Regions from separate parts of the Homo sapiens genome. Here region 1 is linked to region 2. A link is an interaction called in ENCODE POLR2A ChIA-PET data of the cell type or tissue named here. Cell type or tissue: B cell. All regions are shown on one strand.

Region 1 (2,500 bases), 430 kb before region 2:
TACTGTATTTCTCATGCTGGATTTCAAAAAAAAAAAAAAAAGTATCAAAAACAAAAAAAACTAAAGGGTGGTGTTTTATTGGATTGTGACAGGTTGAGTAATAAGGAATTAAGTCGTCGTCATTTCATTAAAACTGAGAGATGATGTAATGCATATATAAGAGTTTTCTGAAGGGTTTTTTTTGGGCTTTTAAACAGCTTATTTTTGTTTTTGTTTAGTTTTTTTATTTTATTTTATTTTGGAAAGATATGATTGTATTATGTGCAACTCAGTTGCTTACATTATAACTACAAAATATTTTTGGGTTCCTGGAAAAAAAAGAAAAAAGACTAATAAATGTGTTTGGCTGCTAAGCATTTACTATTGTGGTTTCCTGTTTTATTCTGCCAGTTTAATTTGCTCATTTGTTGAATGTTTATATATTTTTTCTTATTCTTCTCTCCCTGCTCCACATGTAAAAGCTGTCAGAAATTCAACATTTGAATTTGGGCCGCAACTCTGTCTACCTTGTCTTGTCATGTTTTTGTTAGGGTTGTTGGGTTGGCTGGTTGGTTTGTGCTGCTCACCGCCTGCCCCAATGCTGAACATGGTCTGCCACAGTGCAGGGTTCAAATTCTCTAAGAGAAATTAATGTTCTCCTTCTACCTTTGGCTGTTGTCTTGTTTAATCATAATTTGCACTTGGAATGAGAACACGAGAAGAGAGAAGAGGCCTGCCTAGAGTTCTGCTGCCACAGTGCAGGGTTCAAATTCTCTAAGAGAAATTAATGTTCTCCTTCTACCTTTGGCTGTTGCCTTGTTTAATCATAATTTGCACTTGGAATGAGAACACGAGAAGAGAGAAGAGGCCTGCCTAGAGTTCTGCTGCATCCCACTGCTGCAGTGCCCAGGGATGATAACCAGCGAGTTAGCTTTGTCCAGAAAATGCCATGCTGAGTGCCCGTCTGCCCTGCTTCGGGTGCCGCAACACTGCTGAGGAGCATGATAACCGCAACCATTAGGCTAGATTTTCCCCATCTCCGATGTATTTATGGTTAGCTGCTAAAATAGAGACTTGTGAGATATGTAATTGTGAAACACCTCTAGAATGGTAAAGAGGAAGAATGGACAGGAACTAATACTTACTCATTTCCAGATGCTTTTGTATCTGATTTTATTCTCAGAATGCTGTGAGAAAGATCATTAGGAAGCTGAGGCTCAGAATTTCTTATTTTTATTTTTATTTTTATTTATTTTTGTTTTTGTTTTTTTGAGACGGAGTCTCACTCTGTCGCCCAGGCTGGAGTGCAGTGGCGTGATCTCAGCTTACCACAACCTCTGCCTCTGGGTTCAAGCGATTCTCCTGCCTCAGCCTCCTGAGTAGCTGGGACTACAGACACGCGCCACCACACCCGGCTAATTTTTGTATTTTTAGTAGAGACAGGGTTTCACCATGTTGGCCAAGCTGGTTTCGAACTCCTGATCTCAGGTGATCCGCTCACCTCAGCCTCCCAAAGTGCTGGGATTACAGGCATGAGCCACTGTGCCCATCCGGCTCAGAATAATTTAAGTAGCCAATAGAAGTTTGCATTGATTGAGTGCTTACTATAAGCTGAGCACTATTCTAAGCATGTGATGTATATGCATTCTGTTAACTGAAACTCATTGTCACGGGTGAAACCAAAATAGGAGACCAGATTGGATTCAAAAGTTATACCAAGGCCGGGCGCAGTGGCTCATGCCTGTAATCCTAGTATTTTGGGAGGCCAAGGTGGGCAGATCACTGGAGGTCCGGAGTTCGAGACCAGACAGGCCAACATGGTGAAAACCCATCTCCACTAAAAATACAAAAATTAGCCGAGTGTGGTGGTGCGTGCCTGTAATCCCAGATACTTGGGAGCCTGAGACAGGAGAATCACTTGAACCCGGGAGGCAGAGATTGCAGTTAGGTGAGATCGCACCATTGCACTTCAGCCTGGGCAACAAAGCGAGACTCCGTCTAAAAAAATAAAGTGACACCCAATTGCGTCTGCTGAAAAATCCCTGGATTTCTGAGAAAAAGATCTTAAGGCCTGTTGTACAAAGTGGTAGAGCCATCCCGTCTGTCACCACAAAAGAAGTAAACCTTGAAAAACGGGTAAGAAGAGACGCACCAGATGTTCAAAAACACGGAGGGCCTGCCTGTCACAGGTAGGTGCTCTTATTGAGGAATACAGATCACTGCAGAGACTGTAAAGACCTTTGTTACCAAAGGCTTTGTTTTAAATTTGAATTATTTTAAAAATGTGTAAATGGCTAAGGAGTAATATATTGTAGAATTAAAGGTGATTGTTTAGACCTTAACGTCTGACCCAGTTTTCCTCACCAGAGATGTGTCCTTCCATCACCTTGGGTGAGTTTAGTGTCCACATGGAAAATCCACCTATAACCTGGGCTTCTCAACCCTTCCTCCAGCCCACCCCAGTCACACATACCCATGCTCACCCAAAACTGCTCCCCACCAGAGTCACTAATTTTAGCAT
Region 2 (2,500 bases):
GGGAGGCCGAGGCGGGCGAATCATGAAGTCAGGAGTTCGAGACCATGATGTTCGAGACCAGGAGTTCGAGACTGGCTAACATGGTGAAGCCCCATCTCTACTAAAAATAGAAATAAATTAGCCGGGCGTGGTGGTGGGCACCTGTAGTCCCAGCTACTCAGAAGGCTGAGGCAGGAGAATGGCTTGAACCCGGGAGGCGGAGCTTGCAGTGAGCCGAGATCGCACCACTGCACTCCAGCCTGTGTGACAGAGCGAGACTCTGTCTCAAAGAAAAAAACAAAAGATGTATGTAAATTAATTGTGACTAGCATTTAGTGGGCATTCAATTTCTTGTATAGAAGTTTCAGTACCCACTCTCATGCTCTGTAACTAGTTTCAAACAGAGTTCTCCTTCCTTTTCAATGTCATTACAGACTGAATCCATTTGCTGGGTCCCACAGTTCACTGTCCAGTATGTACTTGCCACACATTTTTTGAACATCTCTTTTGAGTGTTGTGGTAGGCACTGGTCTCTCCCTTTCCTTGACTCTCATACCAACTCCTAATTTCTTTTTCACTCTGTCTTTAAATAGTAGCTTTCCTTCTTCTCCACTTAGCCCCTAGAAAACTTTTTTTCTTGCTCATTAAGCCCACTGAATACACTTTTCAGGGGCAACAAGTATATCCCAGAAAGATCAGCACTAACCTTCAATTTATATAGTAATAAAAGCCCTCCCACTGCTCCTATGAAGGCAAAACAAAACAAAACAATCAGGGTCTCAATCAGCCACTTTTTTGTGGTGGGTGGGGGGTGCGGGGTATAGGTTCTTGCTCTGTCACCCAGGCTGGAGTGCTGTGGTGCGACCATGGTTCACTGCAACCTCCGCCTCCTGGGCTCAAGCGATCCTCTTACCTCAGCCTCCCAAGAAGCTAGGACAACAGGCATGAGCCGTGGTGCCCAGCTGATTTTTTTTTTTTTTTAAGTAATTGAGACGGGGTCTTACTATGTTGCCCAGGCTGGTCTCGAAGTCCTGGACTCAAGTGATCCTCCTGCCTTCGCCTCCCAAAGTGTTGGGATTACAGGCGTGAGCCCTGGTGCCTGGCCTCAATCAGCCACTTTTAGTGCTATTCTCATGAATATCCTACAAATGAGGCTTTGTGTATGTTGGGTATTCTGGTGACATTCCACACTGCCAGGCAAGTAATTAATTCACTTGCCCAGAGAAGGGCTCTCCTTAGGTGTGTGGCATTTGGCTCCTCAAGTCACCATTCTTTAGCTTTTCAAAAGAGCCAAGGTGAGTCACTAGCTCAATCAGTGATGTTGCCATTAAACCAGTTCATGTTTTACTGATTAACTGATAAGTGTTTGGGAAACTTGACTACTAAATAAAATATAAAATTACTGGATTTGGCTCCTTTTTTGAGAAGATACAACAAAGGAAGGCTCCCAAAAAAGAAACGTTCACAATTAAAACAAACGGGAAGATTGAGAGGTCATCATTTCTACTTGACAGATGAAGACCTGGAAGCTCAAAAAGGTCAAGTGATCTGTCTGTAGCCACAAATGCTAATAAAGTGACAGAATGAAAACTGGGACCAGGTCTGGCTCAAAATCCAGAGTGCCTTCCACTAAATCACAGATACATCTATTCAAATAGCCATATCCCTAACCAGTAACAATGATATCATAATAGTTGTTGCTAACATTTATCTAGCTCTTCTCATGTGGCAAGTACCGGGCTAAGCGACTTACGTGTATGATCTCATTTAATCCTCACAATCCCCCTATGAGGTAGGTTTATCAAGATCTCCGTTTCGCCAGGCGTGGTGGCTCACGCCTATAATCCCAGCACTTTGGGAGGCCAAGGTGGGCGGATCACCTGAGGTTGGGAGTTTGAGACCAGCTTGACCAACATAGGGAAACCCTGTCTCTACTAAAAATACAAAATTAGCTGGGCATGGTGGCGCATCCTGTAATCCCAGCTACTCGGGAGACTGAGGCAGGAGAATTGCTTGAACCCGGGAGGCGGAGGTTGCGGTGAGCCGAGATTGTGCCATTGCACTCTAGCCTGGGCAACAAGGGCGAAACTCCATCTCAAAAAAAAAAACCTCCATTTCATAATTGAGGAAATCAAGTTTCATAAAAGTTCAGTAATTGCTTTGTTACCACAGCTGGTAAGGAGTAGGGCAAGTTTGCACCTAGGTCTAATTCCAGAACCCATTCTCTTAATCATTACAGTAGATTGCAGGAAACTAAAACTCTAGTCCTGCTTCCAAAGCGGCAAGTCATTTGAGAGTTTTCTCTCAATTTCCTTGTCAATTAAATGGGGATATTGTTACTTGTCCTTACCTATTTCACAGAAATATTAGGATTATAAAATGAGAAAGTATATAAGCTTTCAAAAGGGAAATTGCTATATACATCTAGGTACTGTCTAAAGTTTCACTCAGATCTTCCCTATTCCACAGTCATAAAGGGATTTGGCTGACATCATTAGCTCTCAAACATCCTCTGAAGTGG

Evidence for each region. ChIA-PET counts read pairs that join two places held together with the same protein. Peaks named below come from ENCODE experiments on the same cell type or tissue, not always from the same donor. Only the 100,000 strongest peaks of a DNase experiment are listed, where the experiment ranks them.
Region 1: POLR2A ChIA-PET joins it to region 2 with 5 read pairs; 4 of 35 experiments call an interaction of 5 or more read pairs at or near these places.

What each region holds. Positions count from the first base shown.
Region 1 is chr22:40,335,453-40,337,952 of GRCh38, forward strand. TNRC6B (trinucleotide repeat containing adaptor 6B) reads left to right here. Exons shown (of 23, transcript NM_001162501.2): 23 at 1-356. Among named protein-coding and RNA genes, the nearest start is that of ADSL, 9.8 kb to the right of the region's middle. In B cell, no CTCF peak of the experiment used is centred here; a DNase peak (open chromatin) is centred at 999; H3K27ac peaks cover 898 bases.
Region 2 is chr22:40,765,930-40,768,429 of GRCh38, forward strand. No RefSeq gene overlaps it. Among named protein-coding and RNA genes, the nearest start is that of MIR4766, 47 kb to the right of the region's middle. In B cell, no CTCF peak of the experiment used is centred here; no DNase peak of the experiment used is centred here; H3K27ac peaks cover 1,133 bases.